2 separate regions of the Homo sapiens genome follow, and region 2 is linked to region 1. Evidence: chromatin contacts called from ENCODE Hi-C data. All regions are on one chromosome and are shown on one strand. Each heading gives the region's core, a stretch centred on a gene start or an enhancer-like site at or near the end of the contact. The rest is flanking DNA. Distances are from core to core; before and after follow the strand shown.

Region 1 (6,621 bases), core at 3,879-6,378:
GGGTGCAGTGGCTCAAGCCTGTAAATCTCAGCACTTTGAGAGGCCAAGGCGGGCGGATCACCTGAGGTCGGGAGTTAGAGACCAGCCTGACCAACATGGAGAAACCCCGACTCTATTAAAAATACAAAATTAGCCGGGCGCGGTGGTACACGCTTGTAATCCCAGCTACTCAGGAGGCTGAGGCAGGAGAATCGCTTGAACCTGGGAGGCAGAGGTTGCAGTGAGCTGAGATCGCACCACTGCACTCCAGCCTGGGCAACAAGAGCGAAACTCCGTCCCAAAAAAGAAAAAAAAAAAAAAAAGCTTAATCTTTATTCCTTTTAAAATCAGAAGAAAAATATACATAATAATCATGAATATATAATAATGAATCCCATCTCAATTACATCTGTCATTTTATCAGCGCAGCAGTAAAATACTTTTAAATATTTTTTATAGAGGAAGTTGCCCACAGGAGCGATGGTACCTCGGCTGCATCTCAGAGGTTCCGCCTGCCTATTCTGGAGCGCATGCCCTGGACCTGGTACCAGCCCCAGGTTTCCAGGAGTGGGAAACTGCTCGTCTACTCTACTCAGGTCATATTGATTTTCCTTGATTCCCTGCTCTGGAAAACACAGCTCCTGGAACTTGGTCCAAGAATAGGAATAGTTGGTCTGTCTTTAATGTTACTATTTTTTAACTCCTAGTCAAGTGCCACAGGGAAACAAGAAAAATGGGGCTATGGGATTGACTAAGGGAGTTTAACAAATGGCCTTTAAAATGACAAAGTGAGCTGGGCTCTGGAATGACAACAGTGGTAAGTTGGGAAGGCATCCCGCTGAGGCTCCTTGGCTCCCCAGCACCTGCCTGCTCCCTGGCTCAGTCTGCCTCACTCTCTGCTCTGGGCAAGGGTACCAGCCGAGCACCTCAAGAGCCTAGACCACGTGGAGGCTACATAGAGGTCCCAGGGAGAGGACATTATGTCACTCTTCTGAGATGTGAGCTCAAGAGGATGTTGGAGGCCAGAAGTTCTTGACTGGAGAGGAGGAGACTTAGATTCCTGCCTTGGCTCCCACACTAACTAGTTGTTTAATCCTTCAGTCCAGGCCAATTCATTTCTCTAAGCTTCCGTTTTCTCATCATAAAATGAGAGAGTGGATCATTCCAGCTCTAAGGTTATATGATTCTCAGGAGAAAAATGTGAAAGACAGCAACAGGTTAAAAAATATTTAAATGAGTTCGACGTTTGCCCCAATTTACCAATTGCCAACCACGTCTTCTCCCAAGGATGGCCCTATCAATCAACCCAATTCCAAAAACTGTCATGAGATTTTCCATGAAACTCTGTGTAACTGGGAGAGAATAAAGCACGTGCTAAACACGAATGCAGTGAAAATGGCGTGAGGCCAGGGAGGAACTGGGAAAGTCCAGTGGAATTCCCTGAGGATATGGGCAGGTGCCCGCCAGCGTTGCTGGAAGGGCTGTTTCTGAGGATAGAGGGTTAGTGAGCTGTAGCAGTTTCCAAGGCCAGGAGAGGGAGATTTTATTCAGCAGAAATAAAAGTGCTGGGAGGTGTACAATGACTTTCTTAACTTCATGGAAAGTACCATGGGAGTTCTATGACAGAAGCCAGGCTGTGGCCCTCGTCAAGGGTGGACTCAGAAGGAGGGAAACGATCGATGGCATTGTCAACAGCGTTCATTCTGAAGGCCCTTCATTTAAATTCTGGTAGCCATCAGCTCCTGACACCCAGTGATAACAATACCCTGCACTGGCCCATTGTCTGATTTTGATCTTTCAACAATCCCGAGGCAACTCTGAGATCTTGTAATTTTTGTCCCTCTGGAAGATGAGGGCCCACGTCCCACAGTGGTCAAAGATACACCTATAACCTCGTTCTCCAGCACTAGACCAGCAAGCCGAGTGAGGCGGTTACTTCTCTTCGTAGTTCCACAGTAAGGAGCTATTTCAACTTCATCTAATGAACTGCAGTCTTAGGGATGGACAAAAACCAGCCCTAGAATGACTAACAGGGCTGTGCCTCTGGTGCGTCTTCACTGCCACTCACAGTGGTAACTGCAGCGTATGGACAAGCATCTGCCTCTGACTGAGGAGACATTTATTCATAAAATAAGAGTGTGCCTTTGTGTCTTTTCTTTTCTTTTTTTTTGAGACAGAGTCTAACTCTGTCTCCCAGTGACACGATCTCAGCTCACTGCAACCTCCGCCTCCTGGGTTCAAGCAATTCTCCTGCCTCAGCCTCCCAAGTAGCCGGGACTATAGGTGCACACCACTACGCCAGGCTAATTTTTTTGTATTTTTAGTAGAGATGGGGTTTCACCATGTTGGCCAGGCTGGTCTTGAACTCCCAATCTCAAATGATCCGCCTGCCTCGGCTTCCCCAAGTGCTGGGTATCTTTCCATTTAATAAGTTCTAATGTTTGATAACAGAGCAGTGTGGCTATAGTTAACACAATGTATTATGTATTTCAGAATAGCTACAAGAGAGGACTTGATGTGTACCCAACACGTGGAAATGATCAATATCTTGACTAGATCATCACACATTCTGTGCATGTACCCCACAAATATGTACTAATATAGCGTATCCAAAAAAATTAAAGTCAGCATATTGAAATATCATAAATAAACCAAAGTGAAACTAACTCCCCAAGTTAAATAAATGGATTCTCTTTTGTGTCTCAATTTCTTCAACATCAAACCTTTTTTCATTTTAGTGAAGTATATTCTTCCAGAAATTAATATTGATTAACGTTAATATGTTAATATAATGTATATAGTAAGAACTCCCTCTCCCCTTACTAAGAAACTTCCCAACTACAATTTTCTCTTCAAGATTCTTCATGGTGCACATATCGTTTTAACATGCCACTTCCGTGTGTGTTCAAATCCTTTGTGGGACGATTTTCTTGTCCTTTTCAATTCTCCCTTCCCAGATTTGGTCTCAGGCTTCAACAGCTCCTGTGTTCTTGGATTTCAATGTCGCCAGTGATCATTAAGATCTGTTTGGCTCATGTGCTTGTGGGCCAAGTGATCCATTTTATAGGAAGAACAATGAGGAGGAGCGAGACAGTCAGCAAGAAAGTGGATTTACTGAAACAACACATGGGGCGTGGTGGATCTTTTGTTTGTTTTGGAAGGTTTTGCTTTGTTTTTTGGTGAACTCATTTCGAATTCAGCAAGAGGTATAATCTTTAACTTTCAGCTACAAACAAAACACCTGTCTCATTACCAGCCTGGGTAGGTGTGGAACACAAATGGTTTTTCATTTCTGTGAAGTATTCTTCGAGCTTGTATAGCCAAGAAGGCTTAACACTGTGCTGTTTTCTATTGGGCTTTCTGTGGGAGAAAAAAATTTGATGAAAAGAAAAGAATAGGCCGGGCGCAGTGGCTCACCCCTGTAATCCCAGCACTTTGGGAGGCCGAGGAGGATGGATCACTTGAGGTCAAGAGTTGGGGACCAGCCTGACCAACATGGTGAAACCCCGTCTCTACTAAAAATACAAAAATTAGCTGGACGTGGTGGCAGGTGCCTGTAATCCCAGCTACTCGGGAGGCTGAAGCAGGAGAATCGCTTGAACCCGGGAGGCGGAGCTTGCAGTGAGCCAAGATCGTGCCACTACACTCCAGCCTGGGTAACAAAGCGAGACTCCGTCTCAAAAAAAAAAATTGCATTTTGCACTTAGCAATATATCATTGATTTTTTAATATGGTGAAATATCATGTACAGCAAACTTTCATGGCTGCATGTTTCCTCCATTTTATGGAAGTACCCTAATACATTCAGCCAATCCCCTATTTGGGGACTTTCAGATTGTGTTGAATTATTAACTAATATTTAAGCAATACTTAAATAAATATTCTCTACATATATTTTAGGTGCATATGCAATTTTTTGCACAGGATTATAATTCTTCCAAGCAGAAGTGATAAGTGCTCAAAAGTTTTAAGATTTGTGACACCAATCACCAAGTTACCCACCACAAGATCTGATTATCATTTACATTTCTCCCATTAGTGACTGAGAAAATCCACGGTCCCCCAGCATGTCCAACAGGGACAACAGGGGTGTGCATTTGCGTTTATTAATATTTGGGCAAAAATGCCATTTCACTTTTGTTCTGTGCCAAGATCCTGGTTTTTGCTTGATCTTTCAGAGTCCTGAAGTCATGTGAAAGCAGACAAAAGTTAAACAGGCTGCAGCCACTAAGGAGCTCTCCTCCTCCTTTAGGATCAGAGTGATGCGGGCTCAGGGCTTCTGCCTTTTCTGTTGTTAGCAGACTTTCTCTGAAGCCCCAGGGGACTCGAGGTACAGTAGTAATGGGGGGATGGCTACAGGGTAAAGAAATTACCAGGAAAGAAAAAATGGAAATAGTAATTTGGGAAGATGGGCCAAGACTGGGCATGAGGTTTCTGGGTACCCAGCATGGCTCCAGCAAGAGAGGGAGCGGGGGGTGCTGGAGACTGTGGACAGAGCAATCCGGCCTTTGAGTCAGCAAAGTCCTGGGTGGGGAGGGCTAGAGAGCCTGATGTGGCTAAAAACAAGCTTCTGCCAACAGGTGAAATGGGCACTAAAGGAGAAATAAATTTCAGTTATTGAATATCAAAAGGGTTCCAGTTATTGTCCACACAGATTTGAGGTCCGAAATACAAAACTCCTACGTGATGGTAACCGTTCTTTTTAGAACCTCCTTCTCTCCATTACTGCCCCAGATAAAACTCCCCCTAGACATGAGCTTCCAGGGCCATGGAGAGAAGGCAGTAGGGTTGGGAAGGACGCAGGTTGTGGAACATTCCATGAGGATGTTCTTTCCATATTTATTTTTACTGCTTGGCCTTCTAGACCCAAATTCTCTAATTTTATCTTGTCAGTCTCTGTGAGTAAAAAATTCCACCTCTTCTCTCTCTGCTCTCCCCAGAGAGAAGTTTCTCTCTGTGAAAGAATTAACCACCCTGCCCCCAACAGTCATCAGTGTGTGGGTGACACCTCGTCCTGGATGAATCTTTTCAAGATAAGTTTCTTTTCTGCTTCATGGTATGTGAAAAAGTGGAAAATGAGGTGGAGAGAGAGAGACAGAGAGAGCAAGAACAAAAGAGAAAGTGAAAGAGAGACGGGGAGAGAGCAAGCACAAGAACAAAAGCAAGAGTGAGAGACAGATGGGGGGAGGGAAGAGGCAGAGGGAGAGGGAGAGGAAGAGGGAGAGGGAGCAGGACAGCTAGAGGGAAGTCAGCTCATCCTAGGAAGTTTCCAAACTTTTTCCTTTCTCTCCCTCCCCTCTGTTTTCCTTTTAGTTTGTCCCTTTACCTCCCCCTCCCCTTCCCTCCTCTCCCTCTCTCTCTTCTTTCTTCTCTTTCTCTCCTTCTTCCTTCCTTCCTTCCTTCCTTCCTTTCTTTCTTTCTTTCTTTCTTTCTTTTTCTTTCTCTCTCTCTCTCTCTTTCTTTCTTCCTCTCCTTTCTCTTCTTCTTTTCTTACTTTTCATTTTGATTGGGAAAATATTTACTTCACTCATCAAAACTTTCATCCTTTTGGAAGAAATCCTGACTCACAGTTCTAGGCCTATCTGGGCTCACTGAGGAAAGGACTGGGGGCATGGGATGAAATAGAGACTTCTTATGAAGAGGATTTCTGAGGAGGGATTTGAGTACAACTCACTGAACTTGGGAAAGGATAAAGATCACCCTCAAGGCTGGGCTCGGTGGCTCTTGCCTGTAATCCCAGCACTTCGGGAGGCCAAGGTGGGCGGATCACCTGAGGTTGGGAGTTTGAGACCAGCCTGGCCAACATGGTGAAACCCCATCTCCACTAAAAATACAAAAATTAGCTGGGTGTGGTGGTATGTGCCTGTAATTCCAGCTACTTGGGAGGCTAAGGCAGGAGAATTACTTGAACCCGGGTGGCAGAGGTTGCAGTGAGCTGAGATCTCACCACTGCACTCCAGCCTAGGTGACAGAGCGAGACTCCATCTTAATTAAAATAAAAAGAGAGAGAGAGAAAAAGAAAAAGATTGCCCTAGATGATTGACAGCCCCTCAGGAGGCCTCTTTCATCTCACAAGTTTCCCTCCACCCAAGGCACTTTCCCCTCTCACCTGCTTCTATCCAGGCATCATCCAGGGAAGTGACTTCAGCTTCAGAGGAACAGGAAGGGCAGGGGAGAGGAGATGACTACGGTGCTTGGTTCCAAGCAGCAAACCCCAGGCATCTGGAAGGGAGGCTGTTGTGGAGGGGCTGTTCTTGTTTACCAGCAGAGGGAGAGGTACCACCTTCACCCCCATGCACCTTTGCTTCCCTCAGTCTCTACACATCTCTCTGTCCCTGCAACCTAGAGGCCCCATAGGCAACCCTCCAATTTGTCACAGGCTCTTTCTCCTGATCACAGTAGTTAATAAAGATTCCTGGGCCAAAAGTCAGAAAGAACAAAGGCATCTTCTCCAAAGCTGATAGTGAGACCTCAGGAGAACCAGCCCAGCAGTGACCTATTTATTGCACCTAGTAAAGCTTGTATCCTGAGCTCAGCCCTTCCCAGGACTTTCTGTTAGGGCAGCACAAGGCATGGACTCAATCCTATAGGTCAGCATCCAGATCCCCAGTCCTCTGCTGTGCGTCTTTGGAAAGTTTCTTA
Region 2 (6,679 bases), core at 1,203-3,702, 450 kb before region 1:
AACATAATGAGGCCCCTTTTCTACAAAAATTAGAAAAAAGTTAGCCGAGTGTGGTGGTACATGTCTGTGGTCCCAGTTACTCAGGAGGCTGAAGTGGGAGGATCACTTGAGCCTGGATCACCTGAGGCTGCAGTGAGCTATGATTGCACCACTGCACTCCAGCAGCCTGGGTGACTGAGTGAGACCCTGTCTCAAAAAAAAAAAAAAAAAAAAAAAGAATATTATTTGATAATGACTTCTTCAATCTTGTTCAGGTGATCTGTCTTTCTGGGAAAATAAAACCCTGACATCTTTTTTTCTGAAAAACTATACTTCCTAAAATACTAAGACTTACTGTTTTTATCTATGCATATAGATCTAATAAGAGTAGTAGGGCATTGGGTACTACTGGCAATAGATTTGTGAATAAATAATGCTGTGCTCTTGTATGAAACTCTTTTGTTTTCCTATTAAGTAGTGTATCTTCTTTGAAGTTTTTGTCTTCATTTATTTGTTGGGGGTGGATGGAGGGGGATGAATTTGCACTGGCCTGGTTCATTTTTGACATGTCATCAATGTCCAGTGGCATCGGTTGGAAGTCCAGTCACCTTTAGACCTGCAGCCTTTCCCTGTGCAACATAGTGACAGTCCTTGTCCTCTAGGAGGAGACATGGCATGCTAAGGCAGAGGGCTTTATGGTTCCTGGGGGAATAAAGCAGACCTCTAAGTAACTTTTCCAATTAAGATAGAATCCAGTGCTTGTTTTATGAGAACAGCTGAGTAATCCGGTATATATATAACAGATCTCTTTTATGGGGGCTCTGAGAGCTAAGTTGTCAGGCATTCCCTATATACTTGTCTGGCTTCCAGTATTCCTTCCTAGTCATCTCATGCACATTCTCGTCCCCTTAATCTCTCACCTCCAAACATTGTAGAGGGAGGGAAGGCCTTTATTCCCATTCCTAAAATAAATAAATAAAAATCAAGTGTCATTTATCAGTTATATGGTTTAAATTATTGGATTATTTTCCCAAAAGAATTAAAATATAAACAAATATGCTTTCATTTGAAACCATAGATAGTAGTTCATGTATTTTTTTGTTTGTAGAGGTAGAGAAGGAAAAGAAGTATAAAAAGAGGTCCAGGAGGCCGGGCGCGGCGGCTCACACCTGTAATCCCAGCACTTTGGGAGGCCGAGGAGGGCGAATCATGAGGTCAGGAGTTTGAGACCATCCTGGCCAATATGATGAAACCCCGTCTCTACTAAAAATACAAAAAAATTAGCTGGGCATGGTGGCGCATGCCTGTAATCCCAGCTACTTGGGAGGCTGAGGCAGGAGAATCGCTTGAACCAAGGAGTCGGAGGTTGCAGTGAGCCCCACTGCACTTCAGCCTAGTGACAGAGTAAAACTCCGTCTCAAAAAAAAAAAAAAGAGGTCCAGGAAAGCAGGATACATTAATACATTACTTCTTACCTGTTCAGTCCAACCTGGCGACAGAGCAAGACTCCGTCTCAAAAAAAAAAAAAAAAAAAAAAAAGAGGTCCAGGAAAGCAGGATACATTACTTCTTACCTGTTCAGTCCTCCCCTTCTGCAAATGGCCCTTCTGAGACCCAGCGAGTCTTCTGCCCTTATCAGGCCGTAACTCTATACAATTTGGCCCCTATGAGTTCTTTCAGATCTGTGCATGCTTGTATTTTTGTTAACTATGATTTGGGGATGGAGCAGGAGGAGCAAGAGGATTAATTTGGAAAACTGGATTACAGAGTTCATGACCCTGTCTCTGAGACTTGTCCCACTGTGTGCTGTTATATGGTAGAATTTGTGGCAGTGCTAATGTAACTTGCACTTGATCTCACTCAGGAAGTGTGGAGTCTGTGTTTATAGAGAACTGGGGAAGAAAATCACCATTTTCCCGAACCCTTTCCCCAATATCTCTGGGCAATCCCTTTGGGTCCAGCCCAACCCAGCCCAGCAGGGACAAGTCTGTCTTAGGTTAGGTTGGGCCTGACTCTAGAAAGATTTGGTGAATTCTCTACTTTGATTATATTTTATGGTGCCCTGAGAGTTGGCTGAGCCTAATTTTACTGTTGAAACTCACTAGGCAGCTCTGCAACAGGATTCTTCTGGGGTCCTCTGGACCCAAAGTGGTTCTGGACAGCTAAGGCTACTGAGATTCTGCTTGATTTGTTCCCTGGTGATGCCAGTGCTGCCAGGTTGAGGCATATATGGGGAAGGGTGGACGTTTGGGAGGGTTGTGTGTGTGTGTGTGTGTGTGTGTTTTCAAATGATTGTGGGGAAAATCACCTTTCTATAGTCTGATCTGTTAGCGAAATAGTGTTTTCACATCATGAGGCCTTCCGTGGCCTGTTGAGTAGAGGTTATCCTAGTCTTCAGTGAGTCAGAACTTCTGTATTTTTCTGGTTCCTGGCCTTCTCTAGCTGAGAAGAACATCTGGGAGCATGACAAGGTGAGACCGTGATCACTCATTTTGTTCAGATTTCTTGTCTGCTGTTGAAATCAGCGAAACTCTTCATTACTAAATAGTAAAAAGTACTGCTTTTATGATTCTAAAACTACTTTCAGTTGTGGTTTCATTTCTGATTTTTTTCTTTATATTATTACTGCTAACTTTTTCTGTGTATTTTTAGTCTGAAGTTCTGTGAAAAATGACAACTTACTGTCTTTTTTTCTAGTAGTAAATATTTTGGAAAATTAAAATTGTGCCACAGTTTTAATTTGAGAAATTAAATATGGGAAAATTATAGAATTAAAATTTTCTGACTTCTGTTGCAGAAAACACTTTAAATCCATCCCTGTATGCTTCATTAAAGGAAAAGAGGCAGATGGTTTAAAATTAATATAGTATATCTATAAGGAAAATGTATTTACTTAAGTGTACAGTATAAATTGTAAGAAAATGTGGCCTTTTGTCTTGATTTTAGTGAAATGCTTTTGTAATAGTAATTTTCTCTTTTGACCTGTGATGGATAGGAGGTTAATTGATGTTAAATGGATGCTTTGTTAATCCTTCATCAGCTACTAAATTGGTATGGGGGAGTACAGGTCAAGACTACACAAGGCCATGACCAGCTTGTTTTCTCAGGGAGGTTTATGGATTCCACCCCTCCCCCTTCTCTAAACCACACATCACTCTCTCCAGCTGCACATAGGGAAGACTCTCCTGTCTCCCCTCCCCCTCTTCCTGCGGTCCTGTCTCCCCCTCCCTAACCTCATCCTTCTCCCTCTCTGGGCTGCTGCAGAGTGACAGCTTGTAGATGTTGCGTGCGAGGGAGTTCAGCTGGCGCTGTGTGGTCCGAGTGTGTGGTCTCCCGCTCAGCCGAGAGGCTGCTAACAGGGTGGATGAGAGAGAGAGCAACACTGTTTACTTTAATTTATTTCGGATGCCGGAATTGTGCCCAGAGTTTCTCCTGAGCTTGATTCCATAGCTAGCAGCTTCAATCCTTCGCAGCTGCGGTGCGTTCTGAACTCTGGGCTGTCCTTTCCTGACAGGCACTTTCCATAGCATCTGCCTGCTTAATCCCTCACGGCTCAGAAATGTTAACGGCACTGTTGAGTGCTGTGATTATTTTGCTTTCACTATGTCAAGATTTATGGCCTTCGAGAAGCTTCTTTTGAGATAGAGCTAGAGAAGGAAAGCAGAATTTGTAAGATCAGTGACAAAGTTGATGTATTTTTGGAAATTGGAAAAGCTATTATACAAAATTTGGGTCAAATTAATCCAACTTTGCTCATATAAAAGAACCTGGGAGTTAGCGACATCCTGTCATGTTTAACAGTTTTAATGAAATTAACCAATTTAAGCTGACGGTTGGTTTCTTGACCTTTTCTGAAACTCTGCATTGATTTTGGCATGCCTGTTTACCATAGTTATTATATTTGTCAGCGGTGATATTGGTTTATTTCATCCTAAAGATTTGACAAGTCGAGACAAATGAAACTTTGTTTTTATGTAGTAGTATAAATTTAGGAGAATATCTTTTTATCCAATCCTTTCATTATGAATAGCTTAGTAATATTTTCTTGATTTTGTTCCTCTCTCATTCCTGAACATTATTGTTGAGATGGTCAAGTATTTTGTTATTTGAATAAACATATGTAGACTCTTGATATCACTTGGGATTTTGCATTGTTTAGCTTCTTTATTTTCATGTCTTCCTGGCAGTCTTGCTGGAATGGAGTTGGTGGTGTTGATGTTTGTCAAGGATTAGAAAGTCTAGGCCACTCACATCTTCCCGCAAGGTCAGTCTGTTTAGCTTGGAGTTGTTCTGCTGCTTTATTTGCTACTCTTCACCCTGGGTTTCAGTACCTGAGCTCTGTTTCCATCACTGCGAGGGTAAAGCTTTCTCCTACCCTCCTGGTACCTTTTCACTCCTCGCCCTGGTGTACCTTTGCCTCAACTGATCTGGAATCAGACTTCAGGAATTTAGTCATGTTGGGCACTTTTTAAAAAATGATACCATCCTGTATTTCTTTTTGTGTTCAGTTTTTTGGGGTTCTGTGTTTATGGTGCTAATGATGTTAAACTAATGCTCAGAGGAATTCTGAAGCACAGTTATTCACAAAGTTGTACAACCATCACCATTATCTAAGTCCAGAACAGTTTCATCACACCCGGAGAAAACCCTGAATCCATTATCAATCCTTTCCCACTTTCTGCATCCATGGATTTACTTATTCTGAACTTTCATATAAGTGGAATCATATATGTGGCCTTTTATGTCAATTATGACATAATATATGCATAATATTGTTAGTCATTACTGTATGACTTTTACCTAGGAAGTGAAAATTCTTTGGAGAGAGAGAGAGAGGAAAAAATACTGATAAATGATGGTTATAGTTAAGTAATCATGTGTGGAAATGAACTTGTATTTTAGAAACTCGGGGCCGGGCGCGGTGGCTCACACCTGTAATCCCAGCACTTTGAGAGGCCAAGGCGGGCAGATCACGAGGTCAGGAGATCTAGACCATCCTGGCTAACACAGAGAAACCCTGTCTCTACTAAAAATACAAAAAAATTAGCCGGGCGTGGTAGTGGTTGCCTGTAGTCCCAGCTATTCGGGAGGCTGAGGCAGGAGAATGGCATGAACCCGGAAGGCAGAGCTTGCAGTGACCCCAGATCCTGCCACTGCACTCCAGCATGGGTGACAGAGCGAGACTCCGTCTCAAAAAAAAAAAAAAAAAAGAAACTGGGAAATATTTAATAGGAACTGCGGAATGGTCAAGGCTTGTGTTGGATAGAAGTGCCCTATGTGTGACTGGCTGTTAGTCACCAGCACTTTTCTGCAGTGCTGTGTCATGCAGGTTCCTGTTCCCAGCCCTTCTGGAGTTTCACCAATGCCGGTGCTAATTGGTTGTTTAAAATTCGATGTAGAACTCTAAATGAATAAATCCTGACTGAACAGATTCCCTCCATTTCTACCTTAGCTTTTACTGGGCAAAATCCTCCAGGAGTTAGCAGTGAGCAGGAAAAGGACCAGGGTTTTGCTCTCTGGTAACTAAAGGGGGAATTATCCTCCAGAGCAGTTGATTCTCTTGCAAGGGCAGAGAAGCAAAGTATCTGTAGAACCACAGTACCTTGACAGCACTTTAAAAACCCTATTTCCAAGTGCATTTCTGTGAAAACAAGGTTATCTTTAAGAAAAAGATTACTACCTTTATTTGCACTTTTCATTAGAACTGAAAAGTTAGAATTGTTTTATATATTCTCAGTACTATCCCATTCTCTTTTATGGCTGGATTTTTTAAATGGAAAAATCAAGCTTAAATGAGTTTTGGCCTAGTTTTTATAGGACTAAAGGATAGTTGAAAAACAAGTTTCTCTGGTAACTTTCATTATAAATATCTTAGTAATATTTTAAAATTTATTAGGGGCAAAACTCATTTTGGTTTAAACATTTAAAATACTTCTTTGGTGGGGGGAGAAAGGAGACACAGCATTAAAGATCTGCACCTACAAATTAGAATTTCTGGTTTTCGTGTAATTCTGTGTGGAAGCAGTAATAGAATATCAAACTTTTCACCTCTTGGACCTTTCAGTTAAAGGTCAGATTTGAACTGGACCTCTTGTCACCCAGAGGTGACCGATAGAAAAGGAGTTGTTCTGCTTAGATGTTTGGTTAATTTGGATTTATCTGATTGTTTTCCTTAGCATGAATTGTATTGAAGATCAGGAGGAGCTGTCACAGGTTGATTGTGACCTTTTAGGATGTAATTAGGGCACTCAGGTTTTATAGTGGTTTTGGCAGTTGCTCTTGTGACCAGATTTATTGGTTTAAAAGACAGTGCATGGCACACAGTACAGAATCAAGGAATGGCATCTGTCCTGTGAAACAAATCTAGCTGACACCCCTCTCAGAAGCCGCATCTTATAGCTTCTTATGGCAGGAATTTCACACAGCCTTTTGAGGTCTCTGCTGCTGTTGTTGAGGAGATGAAAGAAGAGCCCGTGCATCCCCAGATCTGGTCAGCCCGGCCACCGTTTCACTGAGTGTCTGGCACTGGACTAGACACTAGAGTGAAGAAAGAATATGATGACAAGCCCAGGCAAGCCCACTGAAGATTGCTGGCAGAGAGCTTGGCACAGTAACTTTTTTTCATCCCTTTTTCTTTAATGTAAAGGATACTATCATTTGTTATAATCACTTTCTTAAGATAGTTAATTTACAGGAGAAAT

The links. A loop is a pair of places that touch in the nucleus more often than their neighbours do. Pooled maps may share reads with other maps.
Region 2: a loop to region 1 is called in a pooled map, with 4 times the contacts of the local background. The contact joins two enhancer-like sites. A Hi-C loop is called at or near these places in 2 of 37 single-sample maps with no recorded cell type and 9 of 50 pooled maps.

What each region holds. Positions count from the first base shown.
Region 1 is chr6:234,583-241,203 of GRCh38, reverse strand. LOC105374870 (a long non-coding RNA gene) reads right to left here. Exons shown (of 3, transcript XR_926357.3): 2 at 6,089-6,201; 3 at 4,070-4,571. Among named protein-coding and RNA genes, the nearest start is that of LINC03066, 32 kb to the right of the region's middle. RefSeq lists an enhancer at 5,081-5,170. Within about 2 kb of position 5,128, at least 10 of the 41 ENCODE cell types and tissues checked have a DNase peak (open chromatin) inside an H3K27ac peak, as active enhancers do.
Region 2 is chr6:680,709-687,387 of GRCh38, reverse strand. The region is part of intron 1 of EXOC2 (exocyst complex component 2); the gene reads left to right. Among named protein-coding and RNA genes, the nearest start is that of EXOC2, 9.1 kb to the left of the region's middle. RefSeq lists enhancers at 2,519-2,598, 3,358-3,437. Within about 2 kb of position 2,452, at least 9 of the 41 ENCODE cell types and tissues checked have a DNase peak (open chromatin) inside an H3K27ac peak, as active enhancers do.